2 separate regions of the Homo sapiens genome follow, and region 2 is linked to region 1. A link is a loop called in an ENCODE intact Hi-C map of the cell type or tissue named here. Cell type or tissue: IMR-90. All regions are shown on one strand. Each heading gives the region's core, and the rest is flanking DNA. Links, peaks and the distances in the headings are about the cores only. Region 1 overlaps DOCK2 (dedicator of cytokinesis 2). Region 2 overlaps DOCK2 (dedicator of cytokinesis 2).

Region 1 (5,377 bases), core at 174-5,173:
ACCATGCTCAGCCCCAACAATATCTTCAGTCCAAATTTCTCATAAAGTGTCATTAAAGCTGTGGCCTATGATTCTATCTACAATTTTAAGCAAAGCAGAATCAAAATTTTTGTCATCTATAATTTTCTGTTTCCATAGAACTGACACTTCCATTGCAATTAAGAACACTTCTTTTAAGTGTTATCTTTCATTATTCTCCTTCCAAGAGAATATAACCCTAGATTTATATTCTCTAAACCACCAGTGTTCCCTAAATCCTCACTCTTCCTATTGCAATATTATCCACTTGTCACGGACTGTCTCAAATGCCACCTCCTCCATTCATTCAGCCAAGATTTACTGACTCACTGCTATGAACCAGGTACTGTATCAGGCACTTGAATATTAGTTCAGCTCTCATGGAGCTTAATCTTTAGTGGGATGAATGGACATTAATTACGTTTATTGGAATTTAATTAAAAACTGAGATTTGGCTCTGAGAGAAGGGATATACTCTTATTAGATCCTATAAAGTCTTCTATGAACCTTCTGACCAGAGCTCATGAGAGGGCTTCTGAAGCATTCAATTTGTTTTGTGACTCTGTAAATTGGGACTCTTTGGTTTCAAGCAACAGAATCCTACTCTGGTAAATTTAAGTAAAAACAAATGTATTTAGAAGAAAGGGAATAATCCATAGAATCAGAGGAAATGCTGAGGAACTAGTTATCGGAGAGGAGAGACTCAGAATCTTGGAGGGAGAGGGGACTCAGCATGTGCCCCTGGGCAGCCTCCTTGGGGCACTTCTGGGATGAAAGCGGAGCCTGAGAGACTACATATTTCTTTTTTCTTTTTCTTTTTTCTTTTCTTTCTTTCTTTTTTTTTTTTTTTTTTTTTTTTTTTTTGAGATGGAGTCTAGCTCTGTTGCCCAGGCTGGAGTGCAGTTGTGTGACCTTGGCTCACTGCAATTTCTGCCTCCCTGGTTTAAGCTTCTGCCTGGCTTAAGCTATTCTCCTGCCTCAGCCTCCTGAGTCGCTGGGATTACAGGTGCCTGCCACCATGCCCAGATAGTTTTGGGTTTTTTTTTTTTTTTTTTTTTTTTTTTTTTTTTTTAGTAGACTTGGGGTTTCACCATATTGGCCAGGCTGGTCTGACACTCCTGACCTCAAGTGATCCACCTGCCTTAGCCTCCCAAAGTGCTGAGATTACAGGCGTAGGCCACCATGCCCAGCCAAGACTGCACATTTCATGTAGTGCTTAAGAGCACAGTCTCTGCAGTCGGGCTGGATTTACCACTTACTAGCTGTGTACACATGACAAGTCCCTTTGTTTCCTCATCAGCAAAACGGGGAAATAATAGTGTCTACCTCCCTTAGTCACTAGGAGAATTTACTGAGATGATTCATGCACGACACTTGCAACAGTGCCTAGCACATTGTAAGCACTCAAAATACTGTGTATTAGTACCGTTGGCAGTTATCATTATGAACGTTCCCTCAAGATTCAGATTTCAGGAGGCCATCCTAATTGGGGCCAGGTGTCCAGCCCTTCTCCAGGGGAAGGCAGGGAGCCTATGACAGCTTCTCAGGATTATAGCCCATGACAGTATGACTCCCCCACGTACAGTCAGGGTGCTGTGCCAGAAGGAGTGGGTGTAGCTCTTGGGCTGACAGAATAAGAGATGTCCTCTACCTCTTCTGACCTTTGTCTTATTCTAATTTCTGCCATTGTTCATTGGTTTTGCTTTTTTTTTTTTTTTCCTGTAATCACCTCTGTCAGTTTTTAAGTACCTAATGGGCAGAACCACATCTTATCTCTGTACCTTGATAAGGAGAGTATCTTCACATTAAAGATGTCCAACATCTATTTGTTAGATTTAAAATGATATCCTGGTGTGTATGATTCATATTGCAGCTCAAGCAGCATCTGAGTCGGGGCAGCTTGACACATGTTTGGATTTTTTTTTTTTCCTCAAGGTTTTCTGTTTTCAAGGGAAATATGGAGACAAAGCTGCGAAGGGCTTCAGAACCTTCCAGAAATTTCCCTGAAACAGCAATGTCAAGAGACATACCCTTCTCTGCAAAAGTTTTAATTTCTTTCTTTCTTTTTTTGAGATGCAGTCTCACTCTGTTACCCAGGCTGGAGTGCAGTGGCACCATCTCAGCTCACTGCAACCTCCATTTCCTGGGTTCAAGTGATTCTCCTGCCTCAGCCTCCCAAAGAGCTGGGATTACAGGCGCATGTCACCATGCCCAACTAATTTTAGTATTTCTAGTAGAGACAGGTTTTCGCCACGTTGGCCATGCTGGTAAATGAAAGCAATGTGCAGAAGGATGCAAGTGGAAGGTTGTTCATTTTGTACTGTCTGTACCAGAGAAGAATGTTCAGTAGTACAGGTATGGCTGAATAGAAAAATACATCCATGATAAGGAGTACTATAAAACAGTTAAAAATAACTAAGTTGGTCCCTAAATGTGATAATACAGAAAGTGCTCCAAGAAATATTAGTGAGTGAAAAAAAATCAAGGTTCAGAGTAATATATACATCATGGTCCCCTTGTATAAAATGGAAACAAAGCCAAAATAACTATATGTTTTATACTGATAAACACATAAGTAAAATTGTATAAAAGGGTCTTGGAAGTTTATAGTGACAGTAATAGACTTAAATGAAATGCAAAGTTAAAATAACACTAGATATTTCATATGGCACATTTTTATATGTATGTGTATATATAAAATATATAGAACATACTAGAATATACAGAATAAAATAACTGGTTGCCTCTGGGTAGGAAGGGTTAGAAAAGGGACTAGAATTGTGAATGATGTTCTCAGGAAATCTTAACCTAATCTTTAATATTTTAATTTTTTACAAGGAGAATGTCTTCATGAACTATTTATTTAATGAAACATTGTATGCATATATGAAAGAAAAGAAACTAAAAAATGAGGAATTCTACACTACTCTGAACTGTCTTTATTCCAGAATGCCGGGACATTCTGCTTCCTGTCATCACCAAAGAGCTGAAGGAGCTGCTGGAGCAGAAGGATGACATGCAACACCAGGTCCTGGAGAGGAAGTACTGCGTTGAATTGCTCAACAGCATCTTGGAAGTCCTTAGCTACCAGGATGCGGTGAGTCCTCCTGATGATGTAGATATCCTGGACTCAGACTAGGGCTAAGTTGATTACATTGTGAAATATTGATACTGATGGATAGCAGCTGGAGTCTAAAGATAAAAGTCAACGGCTTGCTCAGCAGGCCTACTTTTCCTGTGACTAACCCCCATTGCTGTGAAGGATGGCTAGGGGACTGGAGTTAATCATGTTAGCATTTTGTCTCTGTGTGTCTTGTTGGCCAGGCTTTCTCAGAATGTGGGTATAGACATTATTGCAGCCTTTTAAGATGGCTTGTCCACGTACTCACGCCCTAGTTTGCAGGGGTGGGAGGAGGAGTTTCCTATGCCTAGACAGCAAGAAAACTCTCGTGTCTGCTTTCTTAGCTGATTTACTTCGGTTTTGTTTCTTCAGTTACCTTCTGAAATGACAAAAATGATTAAGCCTCTTCCTGGATGAGCAGATTGCTGGGGCTCAGATTCCAGAGATAGGGTGTGGAGTAGGATGGTGGTAGGGAGATGCCTGTGGCCGTGAAGTTACTGTGTATTTTGTAGACGTCATTCAGAGATTAGCTGGGGACGGAAACCAAAGGAAAGTCTCAGTGGGAGTAAGTGGAGGGCTTCCAAAGGGCTGAATCTGCAGAAGATAAGCCAGATGGGGTGGTGAAGACTGAGAGGTAGTGATTAGACCCAGGCCTGGAATTCTTAAGCATTGGAAGATGGAAGGAGGGTGCTGGATCTGACCCAGGTTCCTCTGGCAGCTCCTCTTTGTCCTTGAGTAATGTCCAGGAGGTATTCAGTCCTTAGATGGGACTGGCTTCAGAGGACTACATAGACCCAAACAACCAATACATTTTTTTCTAAGCATTTGTGTGAGCATTGCCCCTTTCTCTCTCCTCCCTAGAACATCCTCAGAGAAGAGCTTTCTGAATGAACTGTGTCTATTATTGACTGTAATTCGAAAACTCTGCAGAGCAATGTTCCTTTACTGGTCAGATCCATAGTCAACCATTATGATCAATTTCCTTGCATACTGTCTTCTCCTGTCTCTTCCTTTCTACACTTACCATCCCAATTAAGCCGCTTCTTGTCTTATTACTACATATGCATAGCTTGCTTCATTCATTCATGCAGAAATATTAATACATATGACATACCCGGTGTGCGCTAGGCACTGGGAACAAGAAAACCTATCCCCAATATATAACGACTAAAATCTAGATGCATATTTGGGGTACAAGAGCTACAAAGTGTGTGTGTGTGTGTGTGTGTGTGTGTGTGTGTGTGTGTGTGTGTGTGCGCGCGCGCGTGCGCGTAAGCATTTTTGTCAAGGAAGCCTACACAAAGGAGGTGAAGCTTCAGCTAGTGTTCAGTGGTGAATAATTAATGATCATATCTCTATTTGTTGGTTTCTAGGCACTGTGCTAAATGCAATCTGCGCATTCTCTCTGCTCACCCTGATCCTAGATACTAAGGCTTATTATTCCCATTTTAGAGATGAAAAACCTGAAATTCATAGACTTCATTAGCATTCAAGGCCAAATAAATAGAGCAAATAAATGTCAGGGTCAAAATTCAAACACAGGTCAGTCTGATTCAGACTCTGTGTAATCACAGGCATAGGGGATACAAAGGCATGGTCTTTTTCTTTCTACTCCTACCTCATTTAATGGAAAGACAGTATAATAACCAAAAGCTTAGATATTCTAGATTCATTCAGATGATGATGTTAGGGTGATGATGTTTCTATAAGGACATTCAGTAGCCAGCTGTTGAGCTGGTTCCAGTCTTAGCTATTTGATCTTTTTAAAAATTGTTTTTTTAAAGGGAGATTTCAGTCTTACTCATAGTGTAGAAACATGAGGGTTTGTCTATTATTTCTGTGGTAACATCCTATATAATGTTGCCTCAGCCAGGGAGGTTGATCATGCCTGTGATCCCAGCATTTTGGGTAGCCCAGGGAGGAGGATTACTTGAGGCCAGGAGTTTGAGACCAGCCTGGGCAACATTGCAAGACCTCTGTCTCTACAAAAAAAAAAAAAAAAAGGAAAGAAAAGAAAAGAAATTTGCCGGGTGTGGTGGCATGTACCTATAGTCCTAGCTGCTTGAGAGGCTGAGGTGAGGGGATTCCTTGAGCCCAGGAGTTCAAGGTTTCCATGAGCTATGATCTTGCCACTGCACTTCAGCCCAGGTGACAGAACAGACCCTGACTCTCTGTCTTAAAAAAAAATTTGCCTCTTTCTGTTGAAAAGCCAATCCACAGTGTTTTTTACATTTTAGT
Region 2 (5,377 bases), core at 317-5,316, 140 kb after region 1:
CAGCTTCTCTATTCCATTCAATGGAAATATCATTGAGTTTTCCCCACACCCAGGCCATCAATGTCTCTGCTTCCTAAAGTACCCGTGTGAAGTTGAGTTTCAGCTTTGGAGCATGCTTCAGGAATTTGAATTGGATGAATAGGTTTTAAAATATTCATTGGTACATTTCCTTTGAAGAAAACCCAGGATTCTGGGTTGGATTTATCTTGAGGAATAAGCAGTAGCTGTCTAAAGGTTGATCCCACCCTGAGATCCAGGCCCTGTGGACAGGCAATACTTAGGTCCTGGACCTGTGGCCCGCGGGCCATATTCTACACAGGAATATGGCCCAGACTTTTAAAAAATGTGAATCCTTTCTAACATTTAAACTCTAGGAGTTTTCACATAAAAAGATTTTAGGGCCTCTCTTGAGAAAACAGAAGGTCCCACATTCCCATACAAGTCCATCCCACGTTGATGGAGAGTTGCCGTTTTCACAAGATTACACATGCTATTTGGTTACCCTCACCTCCTGGCTTGTCTATTATATTAATTTATCTGCCTGGCCTCATCAGGCATTAGAGTTTGCAGATCTGGGGGCAGTGGTTCTCAAGGTGTGGTCCTGGGATCAGTGGAATCAGCATCACCTGGGAGCTTGTTAGAAATGCACATTCTCAGGCCCTTCCCAGGCCTACTGATTCAGAACAGTTGACGGTAGGGTCCAGGGACCTGTGTTTTAGCCAGCCCCCAAGGTGACTCTGACGCTCATTAAGTTTGAGAATCCTTACCCCATGGTAAGGGATGAGCACTGGAAAATGAAGGGAACTGCTTCTAATGTCATCTTTGCCACTTAATTCAGTGGGAAAATTTAGAAAAGCCACTTTGCTTTCTTATTGTCTCTGTAAAGTGGTAAGAGTGGGCTAATAGCATGGTGTGACTCTATAATTCTCCAGGTCTGTGGACTAAGAATTAGTATTTATAAAGTGCTGACCATGTGCCAGGACCGGGGTAAGCACTTTACCTGGATTATGTCATTTAACACTAACCATGGCTCCCTTTGAGGACTGATTTTATGGATGGAGAAATTGAGGCTCAGGGGCGTGAGCTGCCACACCAAAGGCCCTGCCTTTGAGTGCCCTGGATTTATGTAACTGAGAGCTGGTGAGCCCCAACTCCCTGATATTCTATTTCCTGTGACCTGCCCATGCACAGAGGTGTCTGAAAGGTGATGACGGCAGTGTGGCCGGCACCTCAGAACAAAGCTGGCAGGTCCTTCAAGGCAGGCAGAGGCATGTTCTACCAAACAGGAAGGATTATCAAAAATAGAACGTGGCAGCCGTGGCCTTCTCCAGCCCCAGTTGCAAGGAGCCAGCCGTGACTCTGGAGAGATGCTGAAGGAGGCAGGAGATTTGGAAAGGGAGGGAGGGAGAGCAGCCAGGCCTGTGCAGTGAATACCAGGGAGGCTTTGAAACTCCCCCGTCCTCAGTGGAATCCCAGCCATCCCTTATGGAGTGACCTTGGGAGAGCATTTTAATACCTCTGTGCCTTGGTTTCCTCATCTGAGAAATGGGGACAATCCCCACTTCACAATGATTGGGAGCAAACAGGTTAATGAAAAGCATCTGGGATGCTGTAAACAGCTGAACATGTGGTGGCTCTCACCAGTGCTAGGAACCTTGCTTGCCCTTTCTGGAGAGCTCTAGAAGCACCTTGTGCTGTTGTCTGTGATGATCGGAAAGCTGAACGGTTTCTGACCATGGGAACAGCCTTCCTCCTCCATCTGCCTTGTGGGCTCCAGTTGCTCAGAATGCTTCATTTTCCAGACATCTTGTTTCCTTGCCCTGTCTCTTGTCTGCTACATGTTCTAACTTCTTTCTCCCTTCAGAAATCCTCTCTGGGGTCTATCCAACCTGAGAATGGCTGGCAAATACCTCTAGGAGGATTTAAATCCTGACTACAACTTCAGAGGTGTCTTCTTAGCATGACCAGGACAAAAGAGCATTCACAGGGACCCTCAATTCTCAGATTAGGGAACCGACTGTGGTTTCATTTTCTTTCTCTTGGCCCCAGAAGAATCCTCTGACATGGTTAAAAAGGTGTGGGTTAAAAGCAGACAGGCTGGTTGTGCTGCAGCTGTATGAGCTTGGGAAAGTCATGCAACCTCTCCAGGACTGTGTTATCATTCATACAACGGGTCAATAATACCATACTAACGCCTTAGCAGGCATATACCGAGTGGTAGTTCTCTTCTCTCCTCTAGTTAGAAGACATATATAATTTTGGGCAGAGAGCTCAAGGGGAGAGACTGGAACAAATTTGAACTCTTTGGGTCTCAGAGTGAAAAATCAGTGAGAATAAACTCAACAGAAATGCTAACAAGTGTTATTAATTGAGCTGTTACTTCGTGCCTGGCACAGTGCCAAACACTTTGTATGTGTTGTCTCATGCAATCTTCCCAGGCGTTCTTTTTTAATTAGGGAGATAGTATTGTGCTCATTTCGAAGGTGAGAAAATCAGGGCTCAGAGAAGTGAAGTCTGTTGCCCAGAGCTCACAGCTACTAACTGGCTGAGCTGCATCTGCAGTGGCCTCTTCACACGGGTACTAGGAAGGAGTAGAACGGAGGCTGGATGTGCTCCTCCCGCTTAAAAATCATTCTTTCAGCCTGCAGAACACTTGCCTCTGGTTCTCTCGGCCCCCAAGGCTTTTCTTCAGCAGCCAGCACCTCTGGCTTTTGCTTATTGTTTGGATTCGCCCACGGCCTCCGTCCTTTGTGCAGCCTGATTTTTCTTGACTCGTCCTTATTTGCATAAGAGTCTCCCAGAATATTGATGTGGCTCTTTTCCAGAAAAGCGAGCATCCCCCACACTGCTGGCTCCAGGAAGCCACATGAGCAGGCCAGGCAGGCTCCAGCCCTGGTGCAACACCCCGGTGCCATCCCCTCCTCCCTGCTTCCTTGCATCCATTCACAGACCATCAGCTGAGCAAAGCTCCTCAGAGCCAAAGCTGTGTTTACCCAGGAAGCCCCAGTTCACTCTGGCAGGCCATCTCAGCACAGCAAATATGAGGAAGGAGTGATCTAACAGTCTCCCTGCCCTTGACAGAGGAGGGGCCTCAAGCTCCCAGTCACTTGAAGAGAAGGCCAAGCCTCCAGCCCTGTAGGATTATTCTGGACTGCCACAGTGAAGAAAGCAGTGTTCCAGCCCCCCACATCCAGCCCAGCCAGGGGTATCCGGAGGCAGGCATCTGAGGGAAGTGGTGTGTTTGCTCTCTAACTGGGCGACTGAGGGGGACGAGTCACAGGAAGTCCAAGAAGGCTCTTCCAGGAGCTACCTTTATGTTTCTTCATGTGTGTTCTTAGCTGGTTTTCATATTGGGAGGAAAGGGCAGGAGTGTTTTGGAAATTGATCTTTACCCCAGCTCCTGTGTTGGGCATTAGGTGGGCAGAATTCCAGCAAAACACTGCAAAGAACTGGGGGATCTGGCATAGTCACTCATCCATTCATTCATTCATTCATTCATTCACTTTTTCATTCCACCAGTCTACTGAGGACTCATTGTGTATCAGCCACTGTTTCAAGGAATAAGATAGGCCAGTTCCTAGTCTCCTGGAGCTACGTTCTAATGGGGTGGGGACAGACAATAAACAAACCTAATAGAAAAATAATTTCACACAGCGATAGGCAATCTGAAAGTCACACAGTAGGATCCTGTCATTGAGAGTGACGTGGGGCTGAGGGAGACTACTTGAAACTGGGTGGGCAGTGACATGGAAAGGGCCTTTAGGCTGGACCTGAATATCGAGATGGAGCCAGCTATGCAAAGATCTGGGGAGACAGTGTTCCAGGCAGAGGGAAGAGCGTGGGCAAGGCCCTGAGTCAGGATGGAGTTTTGCCATATGGGAGGAATGGAATGAAGGCCAGGGGGTTTGGAGAGGAGCGCTGAGTATACCCATGCTGGAGTGAGTTTACAATGTATCTGGAACTGTTCTCAATGCCTAACCTGCAACATACGTTTATCTTTACACAACACTATGACTCCCTGTTACCATTTTGGAAACTTAAGTTCAAAGAGATTGTGCAAACTTCCAAGGTCACACACTTAATCAGTGATAGAGCTGTGATATGAACTCAAGCAGTCTGATAGGGGAAGCTGTACTCTTAACCTGTACATTATACAGTCACTGCAAACTCACTTGAATGTATTAACAAAATGTTCCAAGATTGTGAAGAGGAGATGGGTCTTGGAATAGGACAGAACATTTTCCAAGGGGAATGAGGAGGGACCTGGCATTTGTTGATGGTGCCTAGGCTGAGTGCCAGGCACTGGGCTGCATGCTTTCTCATCCATTATTCTGATCCCAACCCTCCAAGGTAGACTTCATTAGCCCTGTTTTACAGATGGTGAAAGCACAGGCTCAGAGAGGTGAAGCTTCCTGCCCAGGGCCACGCAACTAATATCAGATTGACCGAGTGAGGGTTCAGGGCATCTGCCCTGGCATCTGGGCCTTTCTGACCCTCCACATTAAGCTGATGCTTTTTTGTCTCATTATTTCTTATTCCTCTCCCTCCAAAAATGAAAATGAATATCCCCAAAAATGTAAAAATCTTAACAGTAAGTGCAAACCTGCTTTAGGGTGAAGGGAATGGCGGGCTGTCAGCATGCATGTATTGTTCTTCAAATTACCTGTTACCTAGAGGGGAGGAGCAGGACCAGATCCTTCACTGTCATGGTGCCTGCTGGGTGAGCATGAGCATACATAAATACATACAGCATAAATACCTACAGCATACATGGTGCCTGCTGGGTGAGCATGAGCATACAGGCATTCCATAAATAAAAAGTAAATGTCACACCGTGCAGTGCCGCTGCGTTCTGCAAAGCTTCACCCAGGGGTCCTTGCAATTGCCAGAAGCAGGGTCAGGATTTGTCATTCTTATTCCTCTCAGGCCTTTCCTCTGGGGCTGATCCTACCTTCAGGAGACCCAGAGAGCTCATCTTGTAAGGCACCGAGAGAAGAGCCAGGCCACCATTCGGTACACACCCTCTTCACTTCTAAGCTTAAATTCTAGGTGTGAAAATTTCATCCAACCTCTTCTCTTCATTCATTCACTTGACAAATAGTTATTTGTCTGCTGTGACCTAGGCTCTGAAGATACTGTGGGGAACAGTGCAGATGAAGGCCCTGCTCTCACAGAGCTTATATTTTAGTAGAGGGATTCAGAACGTTTTTTAAAAAAAGGTAAACAAATACACATAAGTGTTATGAAAAAGATAAAACACAGTAATGACAGAAAGAGATGGGTAGGGGGAGAATGATTATTTGCACCTTTCTCTGTTTTTTCATACCCATTCATCCATCCCTCCCTTTCTCTGTCCACTCATTCATTCATCCATCCC

Evidence for each region. Hi-C counts contacts between places; a loop is a spot of excess contacts. Peaks named below come from ENCODE experiments on the same cell type or tissue, not always from the same donor. Only the 100,000 strongest peaks of a DNase experiment are listed, where the experiment ranks them.
Region 2: it touches region 1 in a loop (2.0-fold over the local background); 2 of 110 quality-filtered maps call a loop at or near these places.

What each region holds. Positions count from the first base shown.
Region 1 is chr5:169,800,092-169,805,468 of GRCh38, forward strand. DOCK2 (dedicator of cytokinesis 2) reads left to right here. Exons shown (of 52, transcript NM_004946.3): 26 at 2,967-3,115. Among named protein-coding and RNA genes, the nearest start is that of DOCK2, 170 kb to the left of the region's middle. RefSeq lists an enhancer at 5,230-5,279. In IMR-90, for the core only: no CTCF peak of the experiment used is centred there; DNase peaks (open chromatin) are centred at 1,350, 3,200, 3,620 and 4,950; H3K4me3 peaks cover 332 bases; H3K27ac peaks cover 2,539 bases.
Region 2 is chr5:169,943,086-169,948,462 of GRCh38, forward strand. All of the region lies in intron 27 of DOCK2 (dedicator of cytokinesis 2), which reads left to right. All of the region lies in intron 1 of INSYN2B (inhibitory synaptic factor family member 2B), which reads right to left. Among named protein-coding and RNA genes, the nearest start is that of INSYN2B, 35 kb to the right of the region's middle. RefSeq lists a silencer at 2,780-3,074. In IMR-90, for the core only: no CTCF peak of the experiment used is centred there; a DNase peak (open chromatin) is centred at 2,956; H3K4me3 peaks cover 279 bases; H3K27ac peaks cover 1,952 bases.